5 separate regions of the Mus musculus genome follow, and regions 2, 3, 4 and 5 are each linked to region 1. A link is a loop called in an ENCODE intact Hi-C map of the cell type or tissue named here. Cell type or tissue: heart. All regions are shown on one strand. Region 1 holds the start of Gm12602 (predicted gene 12602). Region 2 has its middle 4.0 kb from the start of Gm34568. Region 3 has its middle 9.2 kb from the start of Wincr1. Region 4 holds the start of Gm34457 (a long non-coding RNA gene). Region 5 overlaps Gm49890 (predicted gene, 49890).

Evidence for each region. Peaks named below come from ENCODE experiments on the same cell type or tissue, not always from the same donor. Only the 100,000 strongest peaks of a DNase experiment are listed, where the experiment ranks them.
Region 2: a loop joins it to region 1, with 3 times the contacts of the local background. A loop is called at or near these places in 5 of 42 quality-filtered maps.
Region 3: it touches region 1 in a loop (2.5-fold over the local background); 3 of 42 quality-filtered maps call a loop at or near these places.
Region 4: it touches region 1 in a loop (13-fold over the local background); 33 of 42 quality-filtered maps call a loop at or near these places.
Region 5: a loop joins it to region 1, with 6 times the contacts of the local background. A loop is called at or near these places in 16 of 42 quality-filtered maps.

What each region holds. Positions count from the first base shown.
Region 1 is chr4:89,126,716-89,131,715 of GRCm38, reverse strand. It overlaps Gm12602 (predicted gene 12602), which reads left to right and starts at 3,490. Exons shown (of 4, transcript NR_151607.1): 1 at 3,490-3,553. In heart, CTCF peaks have their summits at 2,172 and 3,452 (motif pointing left); a DNase peak (open chromatin) is centred at 3,505; H3K4me3 peaks cover 1,265 bases; H3K27ac peaks cover 1,354 bases.
Region 2 is chr4:88,949,950-88,954,949 of GRCm38, reverse strand. No RefSeq gene overlaps it. Among named protein-coding and RNA genes, the nearest start is that of Gm34568, 4.0 kb to the left of the region's middle. In heart, no CTCF peak of the experiment used is centred here; no DNase peak of the experiment used is centred here; H3K4me3 peaks cover 281 bases; H3K27ac peaks cover 1,290 bases.
Region 3 is chr4:89,038,616-89,043,615 of GRCm38, reverse strand. No RefSeq gene overlaps it. Among named protein-coding and RNA genes, the nearest start is that of Wincr1, 9.2 kb to the left of the region's middle. In heart, no CTCF peak of the experiment used is centred here; a DNase peak (open chromatin) is centred at 2,545; H3K27ac peaks cover 562 bases.
Region 4 is chr4:88,870,525-88,875,524 of GRCm38, reverse strand. It overlaps Gm34457 (a long non-coding RNA gene), which reads right to left and starts at 3,598. Exons shown (of 3, transcript XR_390701.3): 1 at 3,535-3,598; 2 at 2,181-2,291; 3 at 630-700. In heart, a CTCF peak has its summit at 2,632 (motif pointing left); no DNase peak of the experiment used is centred here; H3K27me3 peaks cover 569 bases.
Region 5 is chr4:88,935,573-88,940,572 of GRCm38, reverse strand. The region is part of intron 1 of Gm49890 (predicted gene, 49890); the gene reads left to right. Among named protein-coding and RNA genes, the nearest start is that of Gm49890, 4.0 kb to the left of the region's middle. In heart, a CTCF peak has its summit at 1,903; no DNase peak of the experiment used is centred here; H3K4me3 peaks cover 1,543 bases; H3K27ac peaks cover 1,088 bases; H3K27me3 peaks cover 499 bases.

The sequences.
Region 1 (5,000 bases):
TATTTTAAATGTTAATCCTACTGAACCATGATGGGAGACCTTTCCATCTTCTGATACCTTCTTCAACTTTTTTTCTTCAGAGACTTTAGGTCTAATCACACTGGTCTTTCACTTGCTTGGTTAGAGTTACACCAAGATATTTTATATTATTTGTGCCTATCATGAAGTATGTTATTTGCCTGATTTCTTTCTCAGCCCGTTTATCACTTGCACATAGGAGGACTACTGATTTTTTTTTTTTTTTTTTTTTTTTTAGTTAATTTTGTATCCAGTCACTTTGCTGGAGGTGTTTATCACCTGTAGGACACATTTGTGTGTGGAGAGCTCTTTGGGGTGCTGACATTGGCCAAGGACAAGGACGTAAGCTCAGGCAGGAAATCTGACTTTAGGGCATGATGAGGAAGTACGTTTCTGGGAGATTCTAACTTTTGTCTGTAATAGGGAAGTAGGTTAAGGCAGGAATTTGAATCTTAGGGTGGAATAATAGAAGTAGACTTCAAGCAAGATTTTGGGCTTGGACAAAGAGGTGGGCTCAGGTGTTTTGGCCATTCTGACAAGCCCTGGGACACAATGGGAGTAACCACAGGACTTTGTGTATGTCTTACTTGTTCCTTATTGTGCTGCTTGCCCTTAATACTTGCATGCAATTAAAATGGTATAAAAAGCAGATTGGGAAAATTAAATTTGCCTTCAGTCTCAGAATTGACTGGGGTCATGATACAATGTTGTCTAAGTGTCTTTTTTTCTTTTTAATCCTCACTCCCGTGCTGGAGAACCTGTTGACTGACTGAGCAGGCTTGGTCATCTGTGATGTTAATTCTTTCAATACAAGAACACACACACACACACACACACACACACACACACACACACACAAACCCTTTCATTTATGTATGTCAGCTTCAGTTTATTTCATCGAAGTCTGATGGTTTTCAATATATTCATCTTGGTTGAATTTAATCTCATTTCTTAAATAAGATATACACCCCATATTTATGCAAAGTATTGTAAATGAATAATGTTTTCTGAGTTTTGTCATATACTTAAATTTTAAATTAAATTTAAAGTTTAAATTACTTTTTACATGTTAATAGTATGCACAATTTTCCCCACACTGGGACTAGTGATTATGAAAATGAATGAAGTATCTTTAACTGAAAAGCTAACAAAGTGTCCTCTTTCCTCCAAACCACAAACTGGGTGGCAGCTGCGTCCCTATGCAACACATTAACAAAAGAGACAAGGGGTGCACTTTGCTGTCCTCCCCAGAGACCTTGGCCACATGCAAGGAGAGGATTCTACACCATCGGACGGCAATGGCCATCATTTTGCTCTCGTCACCCCCGTCTGGCCCTTGTTTTAATAGTTTCACGCATAGGATGCACTAACGTAAAAGGGAGCATCAGGCTGTCCTCTGTGACTGACACTTCCCCATCCTCCTCCCTCTTTCTTTCACTCTTTTTTTTCCTGCATTTTTCTTTCTCCTTTCCCTTTCTCCAGATATCGCTTTGACCACTAAATGGGTCATTCCAGGAACACCTTGAAACTTATCTCGATGCAGGCTTGACTTGAAATTCTTCCCTTTTCTTTTCTTTTTTTCTCACATTGATCATAATTTTGAAACTCAGTCATCTTGAATGGTTCAGAGGCTCAGCATAATTTATATTCATTTATTGAATAAATAATTGAGCAAATGAAAAATGAACACAGTTTTTATTATTATCATTAATTATTATTATTATTTTAAAATAAAATATGTAGAGCTGGTTAGGATAAATGGCTTCTGGTGTTCTACAGCATAATAGGATAATGAATCAAATAACTCAGAATAGCCTATAGAGAGGATTTTGAGTGTCCTTAGCAGAGACATGACAAATATTGGAAGTGGTAGATATGCCAAACATAATGATATGACCATCACCCTGTACCGGTGCATTGATACAACACACTGTAACTCCTAACACATGAAATTACTTCATGTCAGTCAAAAATAAAAAGAGCGTGAAATGCTAAGGAACGTGAGCAGCAGGGGGCAGTAAAGTGCTTTTTCCCTCCTCCCTCCTTAATTGGCCTTCAACATAGAACTACCACTCCAGTAATATTAACTTTCCATGTGAAAGAGAAAGATGCAAATAGTGTGAAAAGTGCTTATTCCAAAGGTCCTGTTCTAAAGTGATAAATGCATTGTGTAGTAACGTTCTTCAGGTAACTGTAGAATAACGCTCCAGCCCCTTGGTTCTTTCCTGAGCTGACAAAGATTCATATGTATTACATACCAATGACCAGCAGGTGGCAGCACATCTCACAAGTCAGGAATATAAAAACAGATTTTTGAGGGAGGAATTAGACATGTCTAGGGAATGGAACTTTGCTTAAAAACTAGAGAAATGAAATCATCATTAGGCAAAGATTAAACCATTTATGTTGCAAGTGCAAAACAAAGGGGTGTCGAATTTTAACCACAAGTACATAATTCATTTTGAAGCAAGTGACAGCTAAAATGTTCGAAGGTCAAGTTGTGACTGACGGACATCATTAATGTTTTTCCATGAACTTTTAGAACACTCCTTTATCAGATTGTGACCAATTAATTCACCAGTGTTAGCCAGAGAAAGACAGTGCACACAGACACAGTGCTCTTGGATTGATGATTAATATATGGACCGTCTTCCCCGTTGCTCCTCACTTAAATTATTCAAGTCTCAACAGAGGACCTCATGTATTCTCAGGTCTTCACCTTTTCTGAACATTTAACTACTTCTCTTGTATATTTGTAATCAGATAAAGCCAGGAACAATATCTGAAGTACAAGCCCTTGTGTGTAAAGCAAAATGCAGAAACACTGGTTTTTGAGAATGACCGCTGTTGACCCGAAACTTCAAACATTCCTGTGAAACGTCTATCCTGATGCAGGAGCAGAGACCAGACCTGCTCTGAGCTCCACCATTTCTTAGTCATGTAGATAAGCAATACGATTGCTTGAAAGAGAATAAAAGGCATTCCGTTGCGTTTTTATAGGTGACAAAAAACCAAAATCTCCCAGTCTTTGCTGCTTGATTTCTCACGGGAAGCCCAACTTGGATTTCACTGCAATGACAAAGAGCGCTAGAAAAAACAAGAGGGCGTATTTGGTTAAACTGCTGTTTGCACGAGAAACTGCCTAGCGGGGTTATCAGAGGGTCAGGCCTCTCATGCCTGTTTTTTCCAAGTCTGAATCAGGCGCTGTGGATCAGGAAGGCTAACTGGAGTTAGTCTTCAACTCTACTATCCTCATAAAATCACTGCGGAGAAGGCTCTTGCTTAGGCTTGCATTTGATTGCCAACTGAAAGACGCTAAGGAAAGAGATGCAGTGTTGAAGAATGACTGGGTACTAGGGAGTGAACTTTGGATTGGATTTGACTCACTGCTGCCTGTGGAAATCTGATCCCTGCGCCTGGGCTGGGACTGGGGTCTCGGGTGCCCTCTATTGGCTATGGCATGCCATCACATTTGTTCCTTCATCTGTGAGACTAGGGTGAGTCCTCCGAGCTAGTGTGAGACACTTGGAACTTGGTAAGTGCATGTCACGATGGTGGTGGTGGTGGGTACATTGGTGCTGTCGCATGAGCTGCATGGAGAGTTGTGATTATGGCCGGAGGTGCTGACATATCCCTTCGATCCCAGAGGCAGGGGGATCTCTGAGTTCAAGAGAAGCCTGGTCTATATAGTGAGTTCCAGAACATTCAAGTCTGCTCAGAAAAGCACTGTCTTGAAAACAAAAAGGATGAAGAGGGGGAGGAGGAGGAGGAAGGGGAGGAAACGAGAATACGGAGACCTGCAAAGGACTTCTACTTTGGGGAAGTTTAGTGGCTTTTAACAAGCTTCAGTTAAGTAAGAACAAAATACGATACTTGAACTTGAGATCTCTAGAGATTGCAGTAGTAGAGCACAAGGGATGTTAAGTTTAGCCCAGTTAGGGGTGAAAGAGACTTTCTATATGTTCACAGATAAGAAAGGGGCAACGGGAAGCTCTCAGACATGGCTGAAATCAGGCTGGAGGATGTATCCTGACGAGATGCCCAATGTGAAGCAGTGTGCTACATTTGCAGAAATGCCATTATTGAAAATGATTAAAGGGCAGTGAGAAACTAAGTCCTGCGAGTGGCCAGAGGTCAGAGTGCAGCACTGTGGGAGGGGCCTGGGCAGTTTTTGAAACAGACACATTTCCTTCAGCTCACCGGTGATTCTTGTTTTTAAAATAAAGTACTGGGTTAGGAAGAGGACTCAGTGGATAAAGCCCTTGCCATGCAAGTTTGAGGGCTGGAGTTCAGATGAACAGAATCTGTGTAAAAGCTGAGCAGATATGGTAGCTACCTGCAATCCTGGCACTTGGAGCCAGAGGCAGCAGATCTGGGGGGCAAAGCTGGCTAGCTAGACTAGATGACCAGTAAGCTCTGGGATCAATTGAGAGTCCCTGCTTCCGTATATGAGATGGAGAATGACTGAAGAAGACATGAGACAGCAACTTCAGGCTTCTGCATATCTGTACACAGGTGAATACATGCCTGCACACAAATGTGCTCACACACATGCAAATATATATATATATACATGTGTATATATCACCCTCATATACACACAAAATAAGGTGCCAACATTTGAAATTTGTTTATCTTTTAAGTAGGAAAACCTGAATTTTTAGGATTTCCAGGGAAGTTGGACTGTCTAGTGCTTTCATTCTGTAATCTTGCACAGTATCCATGGATGGCACTTAGTGTCCTTCTGGTCCCAGACTCTCCCCATCCCATTCACCCATCCACATTACCTTGACTCTTGTGTACATTGGCATCTCTGATCTTTCTACATCACTCTAAAGAGCTCTGCTTTAATTCCACAGGGTATGCAAGACATGGATAGTTTTTAGCAAGTAGATTCTGCAGTTTTCTGATTTATATTTTTGTCTAGAGGATTAATTGGAGGAAGAGATGATAAATTGAAGGAAGATATAATAAACTGCTTT
Region 2 (5,000 bases), 180 kb after region 1:
AGGAGGCAAATGCCCTTTTAGGAATTGCAATTAGTGATAAGAATTCTGTCAATTATAGAACATAAGTTTCCTATCCTAGCCCCCCCCCCCAAAAAAAAATCAAGAAGACAGGAGATAATCACCTATTTTACCTCGATTCTCTAAAACCAAATTTCTCAGTCTTACCAAAGTTTTAGGATATATACTGTGGAGATGAAAAATAACTATGAGAGAAATACCTGAATGATATGATTATCAGAGCACACTCATGATAGGTGGCCTTGCTGTTGAAAGCATGGCTCCTTCAAGGAACATTCCACAGAGGGCAAAGGGATCAATAATCAGCCTGATTTGAGATAGATCAGTAATTCCTTCAAGGAAAAAAATGGCTGATTAATGTTATGGGAACTGCCTTGGAGTATCCTGTTGTTAATGGGACCAGGATGGTATTAGAAGAACCCTTGCCTCTGTTCTCAGTTGGTTCAAAGAGCATATCATTTTCTCCCACTCTTCCCCTTGTCACAGCACACTTGTAGAGGAAACATCACTTGTGCTTCAGCGCTTGATGGCCAGTTTTCTGCTTCTGGGTAAGTTAGTGTTTGAGCAGTGCAGCAGACACAACTAGACCTAGGGGTAAAATTCAATTAAGTATTTTTTCAGATGGTTTACCCACAAAATTCCATAGTGTTTTATGTGTGCCTGAAGAGTTGTACGACAAGTGCCTTTCGCAACACCAGACACATGTTGGTTTCCAAATATGCTGGTTAAAAAGTGTATAATATGTAGAAGTCCCCAGCACACTCTGAGGACTCATGTCCACATAGAAAAACCATATTTAGATGCATCCCTCCTTTTTTCAAAAATCAGTCTCTCTTGGCCTGAGGCAGGATGGTGAAATGAAACAGAATTCAGTATTACAAGGGTCTGCTGTAAGCAGTAACTAACTCCTTACTTGATCTTCTCTAGCCCAGGTAGTCTGACCAGAGTACTTCAAGGTGGCAGCATTCTTCCATTTACAGATGAGCAAATAGATTCCGACCTGTTGGGCCCCAAAGGTTTCACTAAAGAGAATTCATTAAAAGTTAAAATTTAAGTGAAAATTGTAATAAATGTCAAGGTAACATTTTAATGGTGGCTGAGAAGTTTCCACACCCCAGAAAGGAATAAATTATATAAATCTTATTAGATTCCTTTTAGAGCTCTGTTTCATCACACACACACACACACACACACACACACACACACACACACACACACACACAAATATTGAGGCAAGTCTCAGATTTAGTTTTTGCAAGCCCTAACTCATATCCACAATTACTTTTTAAAGGTTTTAGTTTTATTAGGGAAATGGGACTCTTCTTGACTTGTTTATAACTGCACGTGGAAGGATTTATTTAGGTTTTATCTGTTGTTCTTTTTTGTTGTTGTCTTTTTGTTCGTTTGCTGTCTATTTTTCAGAGTGAAGCTTAGGAATCTAATTTCTTTCTTTCTTTTTCTTCCTTTTAAGTTTATTTACATCAAACTGAAAAAGAAACTAAATCAGGAGAGGATATTTCTGCACTTTTACTGCAGTCATAGACAAATGGTGTCTGTGTGGGTGAGACTGTTCTAAATGCTTTGTTGTACTTTTTTAAGTGTTGTAAACAGAATTAAAATTTATAAATACATTGAAATAAATACCATACGTTCTATGGTAACCTAAGAGTTTAAAATTTTACATTTGAAAGGATTATATGCATTTATTAAAAAAATCAATAAAACCACCAAGCATGTCAAAGAGAAAAGAACCGGATGTTTACACAAAAGGAATAGAAGTGTTTTAATAAACTGTTTTTCTTAAAATTTCAACATTTATAATACTTAAAATGAAAGTTAAGACAATAATATACTTATACAGCCTCAAAGCAGTGGGAAATTTTTATTTATATTTAAAACACACACACACACACACACACACACACACACACACACACACACACACACACCACACACACAAACACCACCACCACCACCACCACCACCACAGGCATATCTTTTTGCCAGGTAGTTTGGTAAGGGAAATTCAAAATGTATAAAATAAGCTTTGAGTATATGTTTGAGGTCACATGAGGGACTACTCTTAAATGCAGGCAAATATTTAAGCATGAGGGTTGCCTCTGCTCATTTTTTCCCTTCTTCCTTTCTTGTTGATGTTTGAGACAGGGTCTCATGGAGTCCAGGATAACTTTTTCATTTTTATTCTCCTGCCTCTACTTCCTAAGTGATTGGATTGTTGGCATATGCCTTTCTTTATGAAGTAAAAATCAGGGGACCTTAATATCCTCAAACAAGAAGCCCATAAAAAAATCATCTGATGACATCTGAAGGTAGATTCGTAGGACCTCACAATAATGCGCTTTAATGTGGTCTATAAACACATATTACAGTGGTTCCCAACCTCCGGGAAGATGCTTAGCAAGTGATGCCAGCTGCAGTTATCTCAGTCTGAGTTATTAACTCATTTTCTAACTATTCCCAAGCTTATATTTAGTAAAAGTATAGAAGAAAAGAGAGAGGAAAAACCCATTGTAATCAAGTCTCTGATCAGATAGGATATGAATGGTGGAAAAATAGAAAATAATGATTCATTTCTAGATGTCTAAGTTCTACCTGGGGGTCTTTTATAGCTAGGTTCTGTATAACGAACCGGGGTCACAGTGCCAAATCAAAGCAAGGATTAGTCCTCACTGGCCACGAGGTCTATATAGCACCATTCAGAGTGACAAACTGGCCATTCACACAATCAAACCATTAGGACTGTGAAAAGCAAAGAGAGGTGACCCAGTCTATGACAGACTCATTGGGTCCTACCTGGAGCAGTGCTCACTGCTGTGACCGCATCTGAAGCAGAGTGATACCCAACACCCACCCAGAACATTGCAATGGTGATGGTAAAATGCCTAAAACCTTTGACTCACAGCTGAAGATTCTCCTCTGGTTTCTTATTTTGTCAGAGTAAAGACCAGAGCCCAGCAAGATCCCGATTCATTGTGGAGACTCCATATCCCTTGCTCTGAGTCTAATCACAGTGGGCTTGCAATCCTTCCATACATGAAGTTGTGCCCCACTGCACACTGATTCTGTTGATAACAGAGGGTAATTTTTCCTAATGCTTGTATTTCTTGCTGGATTATAAACTCTATGAAGACAATACTATGTGCATTATCATTTATCCCCAGAATTCATTGCAAAGGCTGGGTTGTAGAGTGATCTAGTTTGTGAGTGAATGAGTGATCCAAACAAACCTTATGCGTCTGTAAACTTTTAAAAATCACGGTCCTCTTTCACACTTCCATTTCTCTGTACTATTCAGAAAGGATGATTCAAAACCTGACACAGAGAAATCAGGTGAAAGAGAAAGGAATATATACCCCACATGAGCACGTGCACAACTTCATTAGCTAGAAATATAAATGGTTAAAGATCTAAAATCATGAGGAAGCTCTTTTAATGAACTAAATAAGATGAGCCATCACTTTGTGAAGAATGTTCGTGTTGCTGTGAGAGAGTCTTACATTGAAACTTGGGTTTGAGGACTTTCAGTATCGTGCCAACTATCCAATTCCATGACTTCAAAATCTCTGGCTTAAGAGGCACCACCTAAGAGAAAGAAGATGTAACACAAGGGAAGGAGCTCAGCAAAGAAAAGCTTGGAGAAGAAGAGCAAGTGTAACACTGCCTGGAACTTTCTATCTCATCATTTGGGATCTTTGAGGCCAGAGTTGGCAGGCCTCCCAGAGACACCAAAACAAAGCAACTACACAGGACATCACCAAGGACAGGAGACCTAAGCTGGGAAATGGCGAGATGAAAGACCTGTGTCTACAGTCACTGAGGACAGAGCCCAGTGTCCACAGTCACTGAGGACAGAGCCCAGTGTCCACAGTCACTGAGGACAGCACCCAGTGTCGTGAGAAGAGACACGAAAGGCAAGCTTTCTCTTCAGGAATTTTTTTTTCAGTTTATTTAAAGGCACACCTTTGAAATGAGTCCCTGAAGCAGTGAGAAGACACTGCCCTGAGTCCAGACATCTGGGAGTTAACAGCAAGCCTGTGGTGAGTTCTGTGTGGCTGCCTTCTCTATCTTCACTATTCTTAACTCAATGTTGTGTCATCAGTCTGGAATGGACCGTGTCTGCTCAACAAACCCTGCTTCTCTCGCTCGCTCCCTCTCTCTCTTTGTGTTTGCTTATTCACAGTTCAGAAATGGACCAATGACTTTCTTACTCTCTAACCAAGGGAATTAATACTGTGGTGGAAAGAAAAACAATTCCCATTTTGCTTTGAGACAAAGAACCACGTGTTTCTGTTAGAGCACAAAAGATAAAACGGATTTGTACCCTGCAACCTCATCGTGTTCACGAGTGACTCTCTTTGTAACTGCAGAGTGGGGATGGCTTGTGAGGAAGAACATACATTTCTGATTTTGATCAGAGCCCGAAATGTTTAACATTTACAGAGTACTCACTGCTTCAGACAGTGAACTTAGTACTTTGAAGGTCTGTCTTCTGAATTCCAACAGCAGTTTGGACACAGACGCAATTACAGACTTTTTGCCAGGAAAGGGGAAGGGACAGGTTCACTGCTTGACCTCAGGTCTAAACCAATCAGGGGAGGATAGAGAGTTGTACATCCCATGGACATAGCTCAGCAGTGCACAATTACGATATGAAAAACAGTCATCCTTCCCTGTCTTGCTCATTGTGGACAGAAGTATGCCCAGCAAAGAAAACTGCTGCTCATAAATAGTGCACACCATAAACTCTCTATTACTTTAAGAATCGGGACAGTCTGATGGTGTCAGAATTAGTAAATATGTTCATGATACTGGGCACATAATAAGTGCTTAGTAAGTTGGGACTTTAGTCTCCCTATCCTCTTCATTATTGTCACTGACACCATCACCATCATGATTATATTCTGACAAAAACTGGATCTAGGTTAAAGACTACTCCTGGAGCTGATATGGGCACAGGACTC
Region 3 (5,000 bases), 88 kb after region 1:
GTTTTTTTTTTTTTTTTTTTTTTTTTAACCAGCAACAACCGAAGGCATGGGAATTTGCTAAATATGTAAATTCTTAGTATAGCACTTATGCAAAAGAGTATGGAGGTTTCTAAAAAACAAAAGTTAAAAACAGAACTGCCAAATTATATGGCACTCTGATAACTGGGTATATATGCAAAGAAAATTAGACCAACACATTAAGAAGCCGTCTGAATGCCCATGTTCACTGCAGCATCATTCACAACAAACAAGATATGGAGACAACCTACAGTGTCCATCAGTAGGTGATTGGCTAAAGAGAATATTTTTGGTCATAGGACATGAAGAAATCCAGTTGGTACTGACCAGGAAACTTCTTTCCTACTGACTGGCTTCCATAGTACCGAAAAGTAGTATTTAGGTTGCTGGAACTCTGTATTTGTGTGTGTGTGTGTAGTCATCTTACGAGGATGTGAATCCTGTGAGCTGTAATAATGATTGGGTTGGCAAGATCTGCCCTCGGTGTAATAAAGACACAAATGTTATGAGGCCAACAAAGCACTTTCTGACTGATTGACTTTAAGAACCGCTCCATATGAGGAAACACATGCTTGGTACTGCAAATCTGAACCAGAGCCCGTGGTTAGAGAGCTCACAGGCCTTAGCAGTGAACATATAAATAGTATTTTACTACTGGCCATAGAGTATTAGAATTGCCTCTAATTTGATATCCCTATACCTATAGATCAATGGAGCTCTCAGACCTCATCAAAGACATTTCTTTGTGCAGTGAATGCTGTTAATTTGTAAACTCACAACCAAATAATGTGCAGACTGTGTTGGTAAAGTGCTTAGCCACAAATGGAACATCTATTCCATCCCTCCCATAAAAGGGGGGCTGAAGACATTGTAAGAGCAAGAGGTGGGGGAGAACTAGTGAAATAATGACTCTGACAGGACTATTATACTCATGAACTCAAAGCAACTGAAGTTGCCTTCAGAAGAGCCAAGCCAGAAAACTCAATACAGTAAACATTCCAGCATGAAGTTTGTATGGGGATCCCCACCCCTAATTGAGGAAATAGTAACAGCTGGTGGCTTCTAGGGGAGGGAACGTCAGCTTGTTTTAAGGGTGTAGCCACTGGCAAGTCAATCTTACTTTAGTTGATGGCCCCATACACATGAGAATATGGGCAGCAAGAATTGGACTCCACAGAGTATTAAAACACACAAAAACAGACAAAAAGACATGAATTTCAGAGGGGTGGGGGATGGATGGGAGGAGTGTAGGGTGAATATGATCAAAATACATTGCACATATGTTTAGCATATTCAATTATTTTTGTAAAATGTGGACCGTATACACAATGGAATGCTATTCAACCTTAAACCTGAAGGAAATATGGTCATTTGTGACAACATAAATAAACCTGTAGCTCACTATGCTAAATCAAGTAACCAGACACATAAAGACAAATGCTGACTTATCTCATGGACATATGAGACCTAAAAATTTTGAGCTCACCAAAATAGAGAGTAAGATAGTAGCTGGGTGGTAGTGATACACACCTTTAATCCCAGCTCTTGGAAGCCAGAGGGAGGCAGAACTCTTAGTTCAAGGCCAGCCTGGTCTACAGAGTAGAAACTGTCTCAAAAATGAGAGAAGGGAAAGGGAGGGGGAAAGGGGAAAGGGAGAGGGAGGGGGAGGGGGAGAGAGAAATAGTTACTAGGAGTCAGAGAGAGGTTAGAGAGGTTTGTGGGTTTTGAAGATATTGGACAATGTACATATGGATTGTAAGTTCTAGAGAATACTAGTAAGACACAATGACCACACATTGTGTTGTATTATTTTTTGAGGCAAAACATTTCTATATAGCTCGAGGTGGCCTTGTACTCCTGATCCTCCTGCCTTAGTACCCAGAATGCTAATATTACAGGTATGCACCACCACAGCTGTTTTTTAATATTGTATCATTAAAAGTTACTAAGAGAGTAGAGGCTAATTAATTGGCTACATTATTTATAGGTTGTGAAACATAGGCCTGTTTTCTCTCTCTCTCTCTCTCTCACACACACACACACACTATATATATATATATACATATATATATATATACATACATATATAATTGAATTCTAATTCTTACATATGCATATATACGTATATGTGTGCATGATATATTTGTGTATACATGTGTGTGTATGGATATATACACATAAATATGTATGCATGTATATATATAATTTTTGTCAATTAGGAAAATGAGTAAGTAGAGAAAATGCATTTTCAGGTCCTGCTGTAGTCCGACGAAGTCAAAATCCTCTTGGATAAAATCCAGAGGTTTTTCCTTGATCCACCCAGGTGACTGTGGTGCACAGTCAAGGGTGAGCCACTTTCTTGGTCAGAATCTGAGATGATGATGTAGGAAAATATCTCTTGGGGCAGCCACAGACCACCAGCAGAGAGATAAAATTTCAAGCGCTGAGTGGCCAGATAGCCCTCGATCTGGAAAACTATTTTGGAGCCAACTGGCAGGTCCTGAGCTAGCACGAGTATTCCGGTCACAGGGACTCCACTGTGTGGCTGCCAGGACCTTCCTTTCAGAGAAACACAGGGGCCATCCAAGAAACAAATGCCATTTCTTTCACATCTCGTTTTGTCTGTCTCCTGACCCAGTGGCACTAGTGACCTGCACAGCAGATTTAATTACAGGCTTGCAGAGATGAGCTAGTGTTTGGATTCAGTTCCCCCAAGGGAAAAAATGGCTTGTTTCAACTGTGAGTTTTGTTCTTTCAGAAGGGCAGAGGGACTGTAAGGGCAGGAAAGCCTGGAAGATTAGCTCTCTGTGATAGGTTCCAACCAACCTCTGGGATGTGTGAAATCAACATAAAGATGGCAAAAAAGCTTGTTGCCTCGCTGGGACAGACATGGGGAGGAATGCTTGGAGGGAGCCTAGGAAGCTGCTCACGTCTCACCCTAGCTCACACCGAGGCTCGGAGACACACTGCATACTCCTCCTGAGTCTCACCCTAGCTCACACCGAGGCTCGGAGACACACTGCATACTCCTCCTGAGTCTCACCCTAGCTCACACCGAGGCTCGGAGACACACTGCGTACTCCTCCTGAGTCTCACCCTAGCTCACACCGAGGCTCGGAGACACACTGCATACTCCTCCTGAGTCTCACCCTAGCTCACACAGAGGCTCGGAGACACACTGCGTACTCCTCCTGAGTCTCACCCTAGCTCACACAGAGGCTCGGAGACACACTGCATACCCCTCTTGAGTCTCACACACAGTTCGTGAGTTGCATTCTCAAGTCCAGACTTCTATTTCCCAAATGTAGGCCTGGCACTTTGTCTTTATTCTTGTAACATCTCCCGTCTATTTGAACACTTAAGATAGATGTTAGAGAAAACCCGGGCTTTCCTACAGAGCAAACACACACATATGAAGGACAGACAACTAGATGAGAAAGAGCAGCCCCATCAGAGGGTTCAGACTTAATGCTACTCCTCGTTGTATGCACTAAAACTATCAACCAGGACCTTGAATATATTTGTGAGTCAAACGAAACTACTATATGGTTTCTGATGAGTAGATTTAAAAAATAAACTGGAAGTAACCAAGGTCATCTGGTGGTGCTGTTGAATCCTAATTCTTACCTATGTGTTTTTCAAGAAGTTGACCTAATTTTGGAGTCTCATTTTTTTCCAGCTGTGTGAAACAATCCTTCCTAGCCGTGTGGGAATTAAAGTAAATGTATGTGTAAAGTATATGATACAGATCTGACTTCTGGTGAGAGTTCTCCTACAGAAATGACACTTATAGAGGCTTTAGGTACTTAACCATTACTGAATGTTGACTTCTTAGGATTTAGAAAGAAAGTACCCAATGAAGTGAAGTTATTTTTAAAAGGAAATATATGAGAACATGGAGATAAAAAATAGCCATACAAAAATAATGGCATTAAAAGATTTAACTAAGAAATATGGGTTTGGAATACCTGGTTGTGATTACGTTTTGTGTTTTAGGAGTACATCATGAGAATATGTCAAAGGTACCTTCCCTTTAAGAGGAGAAAATCCCATTTTATTTCTAATAGATTTCATTTCAAGTATTCAGAGAAAAATCCTTGTGGAATAACTTATGCAACAAAAATCAAGGTAGCTGTCAATTACATATTATTATATATAACCATTTGCTATTAATGTCTCTTAATAATGTCTGTTCTAAATGAAAACTACAGAGCTTCTGCTTAATTAAGTTTGAGTTGAACACAAACTTGTTTATAAATAGATTTTATTAGGTTTGAATACCTTCTCCACAGTTCTGCATGCTTACAGACCTTCCCACTACGAAAGGCAATGGAAACATGAGGCCTGGTATTTGCACATTCACATTTAATAGCTGTGCTATTAATAATTGCCCAAAGAGGGAAATAGTGCCAGCAGTCACCAGTGAAGAAAGTATGGCATACACCAGCAAGATGATCGTACTTGCTACAAGAGAGGAGGAAATTCTACAAGGCAGGGATGAGTCAGGAGGATATGATACCAAAGGAAATGAGCTAATCACGAAGAAATGCTTGCTGAGTGACTCCGTCTATTTGAGGTATGTAGTCGAATTAAGAGCAGCATTAAGTAGGGTGATGACTGTCAGAGAATGGAGGTTGGGGGTAGGTTAAGAAGCAGTTTTTCAATGGGTACAGAGTTTCTGCATGATTAACACGCTTTAGCAATTTGTGTCACAATACGATGATGTTTCACATGACTGTTCTGTTCACTCAAGCAGAGCTAAGCCTGTACATTTTATTACACGTTTTATTAAAGTAAAATACACCACTCTTCATCTCTGCCATTGTTTTATACATAGATCAGGAATCAAAAGTTTACACTAGTAGGTTGTTCTGTTTGGTGAAATTATTATTTCCTTAACCTTAAAGCGTGAGGTACAGTGTTAAGACCTCTCAACTTCAACTTAGAGGATTCACCCACAAAAATCATAACAGTGAAATCCG
Region 4 (5,000 bases), 260 kb after region 1:
GGCTGGAGAGCTGGCTCAGGGCTTAAAGGCTAGATTCACAGCCAAAGAGACAAGTAGAAAAATTCTTAAACTTTAGTGCAAAGGACCAGACCAGCTTTGCCAGGTGGTGCTGAGCACCTTCTGTGTGCTCTGGATGAGCCTCTGCCTTGAATGGGAAATAGGAGCTCCAGCTTCACTCTGTCCCAAGGGATGTCCTAGTGGTTCCCTGTGTCACTTTCAGTCTTCATTGACCCAGCATCTCATGTCCTCTGGGAATAAATTTTTTTTTAAATGTTGCCAAGTGGCACTGTGCAGGAACTTCACATTGTTCCTTGTCATCCTTAGAGTTGTTCTTGAGTTCTGTGGAGGAACAGTACTTGTGTCAACATGCCTCCTCTGCACTAGAGATGTCCAGCCATGCTTTTCTAGCTGTCTTGATTTGTTGTTGTTGTTGTTGTTCCTTTTTACTTCAACACTCTTCTGGAGTCAGTGTTATAGTAATTTCAAAAGTCAAGTTGTATGACTCTTAATATTTTGCAGTCAAAGGACATTTTAAGTGGTAAGCACTTTTCTGATATTCTCATTTTACCGAGGGACTTCATAAAAGAATATCTTTTGATTTTAAAACAGTGAAGTAGAAGCTTGGGCACCAGTGATTTTGCGGGTTTTTAATTTGTCTGTTTCGATTTTCCAGGTAATTGTAGGTTGATGCCAGCTACAGCTGTAAGAGAATACATAGACAATGGAAACCTGAGGTGGGAGCTGGAGAGATGCTGTATGACAACACATAACCAGTGTGGACAAGGCGGGAGGAACTCAGTCATTAAAGCCCTTGCTGATCATGCAGAGGACCTGAGTCCAGTTCCCAGTCCTCACATGACAGCTAACAACCCTCTCTAACTCTAGTCCAGGGATCAAGAACACATGAGGTACATACATACAGGCAGGCAAAGCAGACACACACATCTAACAATAAATAAATATTTTTAAAAGTGGGGAAGGAAATAGAAACACTTGAGCCTTGTAGCAAGATTGTCTCCATGATTGCTTTACTAACTGCTCTGCAGTCATTCAGGAAAGATGAGAACTGCTCTGGTTGTCTAGACCAAGGATGCCCCACATCCCCAATGAGGTTTGGAAGAAAGCTTACCACTCAAACTGAAACAAAGAAGATCAAGAACAAGGAGGAAGACTGGGTGGAAGGGGAAGGGGGAGCAATAGCTGTGGGAAAGGCTGTGGGAGTCAGAGGGAATGGGGGACATTAGGAGAACATGGCCCACTGAATCAACTAAGCGGGACTCACATGTGCTCACAGAAACTAAAGCAGCAAGCACAGAGCCTACATGGGTCTATGCCAGACCCTTTACATCTATATTATAGCTCTTTGCTTAGTGGTTTGTGTGGGACTCTAACAGTGGAGAGAGGTGTATCTCTGACTCTTTCGCCTGCTCTTAGGACCCCCCCCCCAATTTGGTTGTCTTGCCTGGCATCAATCAATATGAGGGCTTTTGCCTTGTCTTATTGCATCTTGTTTTGTCCTGTTTGGCTGTTGTCTCTTGGAGGCCTTGGGGAAGAGTGGGGGGGGGGGGGGCGGGGAACTAGGTGGAATGTATGGTATGAGACAAAAGTCTACTTTTTAAAAAGTATGGCTGCAGTATTGCTCTCCCTGGTTGACAGTGTCTTTGGGGTCCAGTCCTTAACTGTGTGGATGGACAGAAGTTGAAGTGCTAAGTAACACAAGAAACTGGGCAGGAGATGATGGAGTGGGGCTAGAGAGCCTTCTAGACTAGGTTAAACTCTGACTATGAAATCACTTTCTTGGTATAACAATAGACTCTCTTGAGGATTCTACTTGGCTTGCTTCTGGTTCTGGTTCTGAGGATGTTGTCTGCAGAGACGAAGCAATACAAAATAAGACGTCCTGGCCGATAACAACTCAGTGACCAACAGTCCCAAGGGAAAACAAGCTTCTGGCAGATTAAAAACAGGAGAGAACGGTGGCTTCAGATGTCCCAATTATCAATAAAAGTATAAACTCGGAAACAGTCATTATACAAAGGATCTACAGTAGCCAATTTAATTTTTTAACATGAGCGCAGTAGGAAGACTGATAGTAACATAGGTGGGTGATAGGAAGGAAAGTTGAAGAACAAGTTTAACAACGGAAAAGTAAAGCAGAGAGCAGAAGGCTCATATTTCACCTTATTGGTGAATCGTGTCACCACGATTCAGTAAGCATGGGTCTTTCCACAGACGCTGTAGATTAACTGACGATCCACATTAGACTGGTCTTTCACTAAACAACAAACTGCCTGTTGATTTAAATAACAAAATATGGATAGTAATCTCGAACAAGTGAATACTTCACCCAAAGCTAACAAGGTACGCTTGAAAACGGTGCTATTAATCTTATACCACTACTAGGTAGACGGAGATTATTGTTTTTGAAAAAAGACTTTTTAAACTTACATTTTAATAGCAGGTTTGTCCTCTGTTCTATACAGTTGAGGGTATTTAAATGCCTGAGAGCCCAACTGTGCTTATTGAAGATGAATGTAATCTGGGGTTATCATAATTATCCAGAAGAACACATGAATATCTAGAATTGCTTGAGCAAATACATTATAGTGACTGATGTTATTCTGCCCTCTACTGGTGAAGATTGAAATTCACGCTGAGATGGGTTCCAGTCCAAAGACTGAATGACCAACGTGAATCAATCTCTCTCTCTCTTTCTCTCTCTTTCCCTCCCTCCCTCCCCTTTCCTCCCTTCCACTTTTTCTCTCTCCATCCTTCCCTCTCTTCCTCCCCCTCTCTCTCCCTCCCTCCTTCTCCAGGATCTCACTATGCAGCCTTGTCTGGCCCGGAACTTGATTTGCTGATCATGCTGGTTTTGAACTCACAGACATCTACCTGCCTTTGTCTCCAAAGCACTCGGATTAAAACCATGAATAACCACTCCTGGGTTGAACTAGAATGTCAGGGAATTTTTTCTCATAAAACAAAATGAGCAAAACAAACCAAAAAAGCAGAATTAGAATCTTGATTTATATATCTTGGTCAATTAATAAGAGCAGGGAAAAAATTGAACAGTATACAATCTCCTATTTACATTGCTAGGCCCATTATGTCATTCAAAACGGTCTGCATGCTGCTTTCCCCATATAAATGTAGCTACTGCCTTTCATCAAGAAGCCTCTCTTGGTAACAAATGGAGACCATCACAGAAAACCACAACTGGACACAATGTAGACAGCAACAGATCCTAGGAGAAGCAGCTCCAACAGATACATCTATATCCAGGTCACAGCTCCAGCATCTGCAACTCAGAGGACTCCAGGAAAGGGTCCAGAAGCAGATATATATATATATATTTCTGCAACCAAATGCCTTTCACCTTGTCCAGTGTCCTCCATATGCACATACAAGGGCTTGTGAAAAAGGTAAGGAATGGTTTCTTGACTTAACTTACCAAGATTTTCACTCTGTCATATACATTTCTATCAAGGCTCTGTTGGCCACTGAACAGTCTAGTGGCATTAGCTCTGCACTTACCCATTCTTCAGCATTTTCCCTCTGCAGGCTGAATTCCTAACCCGGCCACTTCTCCCTCCTCCTAGCCTGGGCATGGATATAAACATGTGTGTTATTAATGGTGACCACTGGACTGCAGCTATGCTGCAGGTTTCTATTTGCTGTGGGTATAACCAGAGGAGCCAGTTTAGGTGAGAGTCAGTGTCAGAGGGACTGGATGGAGCGTAGATGAAGCTCCTCCGACACCTGGTTTTGTTTTATTAATGCACACAGTCCCTGTTACTAACATGAATCAATTAAAGCCTGCCCAACTCTTTACTGGTCTGGGCCCTCCAATCTGTTGCCATTAAAGCAGAGACTTATTCTTTAATATCAACCAAGAACCAGTTGACTGCTTTGGTGATATGGGCAAGGGGGCTTAAATGGTAGGTCATAATTACTAGTGACTCATTCGCTCTATCTTTTTAGCAAGTGTTCTAGTTTGGTTTTTAAACACTTACCAAAAACAACTTAAGAAGAAAAAGATTTATTTCATCTTACAAGGCACACCATTATCAAGGGAAGCAAGGGCAGGAATCGGGAGGCAGGAACTGAAGCAGAGACCATGAAGGAGTGTTGCTTGCTTGCTTGCTTTCCCTGGCTTGCTCAGTCTGTCTGCTTGCTTCCTTCCTTTCTTTCTTAAAAGACATATTTGTGGTAGAAAGCTTTTTAATTGTTACTAAGTTTAAGACATATTTTCTTACTTTGGTACAAAATTTGTTTTGATACAAAATCAAGGTTTTCATTACTATAAATTTCTCCTATTGATACAAAAAATTTTGAAAGTACAGGGCTTAGATCCAGTCCTTCTATAACTGTTTTTATAAACTGGTCTGAGATGAATAAGCCGGTGAGTTAAGGGCCAAATAACAAATTCATGTCTCTAAGTTTATTGTTAGAGTGTTTTCAGATATTTAATTAGAAACAGCTGAGAGCAGTTAATGGACAACAGTCCAACAGATTACTTTACATAGATAGTTGGCTTTCAAAAACGTCAAAAATCACAGAATGTGACATTGAATGTTATTTATTCACTTGTGGTTGAGACAAATCTGCTTGTAACAGCTTCCCATTCATGGATTCAAAGAAGCAGCTGAACATCTAACCTCCAGGTGAGGCTGTACATTTGTGGCTAGGTGGCCACTGGGCAGAAATTGCCTATCTCTCTTGCAGACCTGTACTGTTCTTGAAAGGACACAATTTACAGGTTAGGACAGCTTTGTTCTGCCAAGACAGAATAGGCTAGTCCTTAATATTCTGGTATCTCTAAGGTCTGTCAGATGATCCTGGGCCAGAAGGCTGAAGACAGATAGATGCTTCAACTTCCTGACTTACTAGGGCTGTATAGGTAAGCAGCTGTCTCTACAGTTTGTCTCAGTTCTGGAAGCTGTGTTAGGCTTCCTATATATTTTCAGTAATGTTGGTTATTCTCAGATTTCTGATGGGGT
Region 5 (5,000 bases), 190 kb after region 1:
TCTAGTTTTAACAGATGGGAACACTATGGGAAGAGAGCTGTTATGTTGCCTGTTAGGTTTTTTTCCCATTAAAAAGAAATATTTCTTAAAAATCATATTTAAAGTCTAAGAAACTGGCAACCTTTCCAATGGGTTGGGTGAGCAGCCAACACTGAAACTGTTTGCTATGTTCCGTTCACAAGCCCATCGGAACTTTAATGGGTGAGAAGGGGGCCTCTTTTCTATGCTTTGTGTAGCACTTGGGTGTTCAAAATTATGTATTTGTTTGGGGGACAAATAACTTGTCTGCCTGGATCAAAGCCTGAAAGACAAATGTTTGTTTTTCTTTACATTGATGTTTATAATTTGAAATGTATTATCTTTTTTTGATTATTTGCTATTCAAAGTATCATGCTATATAATTTTAGATAAGCATTAAGCAGTTTCATCTGTAATAGTAATTTAGACTTCTGCTTAAACCTTAAAGAAAAAAAGTCCCATAAATGAAGTGCCTGTAGTTGCTCATCTATTAGGTTTTCTGTTGGAGTTTGAGTCTTTCCTGGCCGGGTTTATATTACCACCCCCCCTTCCCATTTCACCAAAAGAATTATGTTTAAATGGCCACTTACATTTGACAACATCCTGATTCAATAAATAAAATTAGAGTAATATTTTTGCACTTCAAAGCATGCTTTTGGGTTTTCTATGGATAGACAAACACTTAGCTCTTTCTAGATTCTCATTTTAAGGCTTGCTTTTCATGATTTGGGGGTATTTGATTCTCCCCCCTCTGCACTCAGACTATAAACTTTAAAGCTAACTTCAAAAAAACTTCACAATTACTTTAATAGTGACATGTTTGACTGCCGATTCTTATTTTTTGATCAAGGTAGTGGATCAACCTTGAGAGTTTTCAGTTCTTCAAAATGGAGTTCATGAGTCAGAGCCATTTTCAGGTGAAGTGTAATGGTTCCTACCATTGTGCATTCAACACTGTTAACCATTAATCATCACGACCTTAACACACATAACTTGGGTGTAGGAGAGAGCATTAAAAAAAAACATTTTATGCACCTGCTTCATAAGGAAAAATTAAACCCGAGTTTCTCACATAAGTCTTAAGCTCATATATATGCATGTTAGTGTAATTTGTGTAATAAATCAACCCTATTTGGCTTGTCTTTTCTGTAGTCGGCTAAGCAAATGAGTACCACCTCATTAAGGAACATCTGGTGAGTAATTTTCACCTGGTTTGAATATGTGATTTTTTTTTTACACTGAGATGTTATCTCATCATTAATTAAACATCACCATGAATTTTATTCGTCTCCTTTCCTCACCCCACTTGTAGAATTTTTCTTGGTGGGTAATGGGACTTTTGCTAAAATGTAATTGCATTTACTTGTACAAAGACAATTTCCACCCTCTTAAATCAGTGTAAAAGGCCTCATGCTGTGCTTGCAGACTACAGAAAAAAAAATATGTTGCTGTGTATAATTCTGTATTTGCTTGAGAATTTCCAAGATGGGCAACCTAACCTCTACCTTTTAGGTAATTGAAACTTACATGGAAAGGATTGGGAAAGCGCATGTCTCTGCTTGTACGCTCTAGTATTAAACATGAATCTCATCGGACAATAAAAATGACGTGCTTGGAGACAGGGCAGTGCACGGGAGCATTCATACAAAGGCAACGCCAGTAAAGAGATTCAGAGAGCAGCACTCAGGCTGCTCAAGAACAAGATCCGGAGCAGGTGGGTACAGAAAAAAAACGTCCAGGAAGGCCTCAAGGCAGCCAAGACCAGGATGCCAGGGATGGGAGAGCTCCCCTCCGGCTTGAACGCCATTGGATCCCTGGGCTGCACCAGTCGCCAGGGTTTCTGAAGACCCCTGCCAGCATCGCCGCTGGCCTGCTGGTCAAGAATGCCGGGGCTCGCGCAGGTTGCCACGCGGTGGCTGCCGCCCCAGCGGTGACTGTCGCGAACCTTGCCTAGCCGCGGCGCTCGGGAGCTGCGCCGGCTGCAGCTGGTGCTGGCCGGGCGGAGGCGCGGCCGGTCCCGTCGGGGCGGGGCCGGGGCGGGGCGTCGGGCCGCGCGGCAGGTGTGGGCGCGCGGAGGTGGCACAGCCCGCGGCGCTTTCTTTCGACCTGCGCACAACGCGGGACGCAGAGGCGCGCGCGGGGTGCGTGGAGGCCGCAGGTAAGCGGGCCCGGGCGCGCGGCGAGCCACCCTGGGGTTGGTGGGAGCCGAGGGACGAGGCGGCTCGGCGGCGCGCGTGGGGAGCGGAGGCGCGGTCCCGCACAGCCACCCGCGCTCGGCCACACGCTCGGGCCGCGCGCGATCCTCGAGCGCGCAGGGAAGCAGAGCGCGGCGTGCGTGCTGGAGCGCTCTCCGCTGGGGAGTCCCCGCGTTGCCCACGCACCATTTCAAACTCTGGGTGCTTTGGAAACTTCCCGGGGGCTTCTCCGGTGGAGTGCACAGAAACGAGGCGTGCGGTGAGAACCCCCACAGCCGAGGATTCGCTTGTTTTCAGTTCGTACTCGTATGGTGGAAAAAGGATGAAGGATGTTCGTCAGCTCCTGCCCCTTCTCTCCGTGACCCTCCCTTGGAAGGGCCGGCTCCTCGGCTGCTGCAGGGTTTCCTCAGCCAGGCAGTGGCCGCGTAGGGAGCAGCGAAACAAGCTTAGGTGGCCTCCTAAAGAGCTAAAGGACAGGGACAGGCAATGGGGCTCACAACCTGCACCAAGGGTTGGAGCTGTGGCCCTCCTGCCTGGGGACTGCTTCTGGAATCCGAATCCCGTCTTTCAGCTTCCTCATTGAAATCCTGGCACCTTTGAAGTGGAATTAGAGGGGGAAGTAGGCACGAATTTTTTATTTTTATTTATTTATTTATTTTGCGGGAGTTTATTACCTGTGGATTAAAATACTTGGTGAACGGGAGTTTCGACAATGCTCAGTTTTATCATTTGTTTTGAGAAAGTTTTGGTTGACTTGATTTTTGTTTTAAGTGATTTAAAAGTGACGCTCGACTTTAGGTTTATTGAGTTTCTCGTGTTTGGTTGGAGGGGAGCTAACTTTTTAAGTTGTTTCCCACTGTCATTCTGGTTATTGTTCAGTATCTCCAGAGGCAGTTCCGTAGGTATTTTATTTTGATTTTTATCATCAAAAAAAAAAAGGCTTAAAATAATATTGTGCGGTTGTCCCCCACCAAGGAAGTAATATAGTTCGCTTCCTTTCTCCTTTGTAACTTGTACAGGGCCTCTTGAAAACTAGGTTGGGTCCCCAAATAGGCATTTTTGATTCGTGTTTAATAGACTTTTTTTTGGAGGTGGGGTGGGCCTTCTGGAAACTTTTCTTTTACATCATATTAGGTCTTTATTTTATACGTAGGTATTGCCTTCATGGTTGATGTGAGAGAGAGCAAGAAGCCTGAAAGCTAGAAGAGCCTAGAAGGCTCTTGAAGTTTTATAAATTCTGAAGAGTACATAGTAGTGACTAAATCCTTGACGGACAGTGTGGACTCGGCTTGTTTTAAATAGGTTATTATAGGACGAAAGCTATGAGACATCTACTATTTGAATATCTTTATAAAAATGGAAGTGGAAAAAAATGGAGAACAAGAAATGTGTATCATTTTCCCCTCATTTTGAAATCATTTTTCTTGATTTGCCCCAGAACTGAAGCTATATTAAATACCGTTGTTAACTATTTAGGGTACTTATAGAACATTAATTGATTTGTTTTAACAATAATTTTCTTCAGTGATAGGTTTTTGTTAAATGTGTTTTGCTGGGAATATTGACGCCTTGAGATTAGAAAACATTAAATTCTTCGTAATTGCCACAATTGCATTACTTGTGTCTAAGTATTTTTATCATTTGAACATTGTGGGGGCTCTTAACTTTAAACGTAAAAAGGCGAAAATGTAACCTCTGATTACTAACATTTAAGGGATAAAATATAGTATTAAAAGACAATATGGAATTTGAAGGCATTTTAGGATAGATAATTCTCTAATCATAAACAAGAAAGGGCTAGTAATAATGCTTTAAAACATCTTCTTGATATATTTAATAACTAGTTGCTTAAAAAGTAACCCCCAAATGTCTCAAAAGTTTTAATGAGTGATAAATTTTGTTATTACATAGTTCTGCAATGTAGGGAAAAAAAAACTTTTGTTGAATCTAGAATAGATGCAGCTTAAGTAAAAGAAATGGTGAAATTTGATCTTTGCATTTTGAGCTACATTTTCACTGGGGGCTTTTAAACAATGACAGTAAATTGTATAGAAAGTAGATCAGTTATTTAATCTGTACATGTAAGTACCCTAATGTGCTTGCTTCATTTGTAGAGTCTCCGGCTGTCTTTCACTCCAGGCTTAAAAAAACAAAACAACAACAACAAAAAAAAAAACAAACAAACTTGGGAGGAGGTTGGAGATGATGGAGGAAGCTTTCCATTGCACATGGGTGTGGGGGAAATCTGTGTTGACTTCAGGAGTAAGGAGGTTAAAAGGTAGAGTGTAGGGTCAAGATTTACTTGTAGATTCATTCTCTAGGACCTTCTGCTTTTCCTGGGATTAACATTTTAAGCAATATACAGTTATTGCATGCATGACAGCAGAGGGGGGAAAGTCCTCTTCCAATAACCTTGAAACCCTGATTCTGGCTTTATCAAGTATGTTCTGTTTCGTATTTTCTAGCCGATCCTAGCTACTGAGCACTTGAAGCCAACTTGCAGATTACAGAGAATTCGCTAGGTGATTTCTATTTTCAGAGAAATACTCTTTTGAGACACCATTATTTTAATATCCCAAATAGCACCAATCTTCTGAGCAAAACAATAATTGTCCTAGTAATTTAAAACTACACTTTTAGCAGGGAAAATGCAATGTACATGACTGCCAATGCTCATACTATGATCTTCTTTGGTCCACTTCCATTTCTTGCTTTGTGATGTCTCTGACACATCATTCTGATGCAAGAAACTTGAGGCGGGGGAAGCGGGGGTGGGGAGCGTTCAGA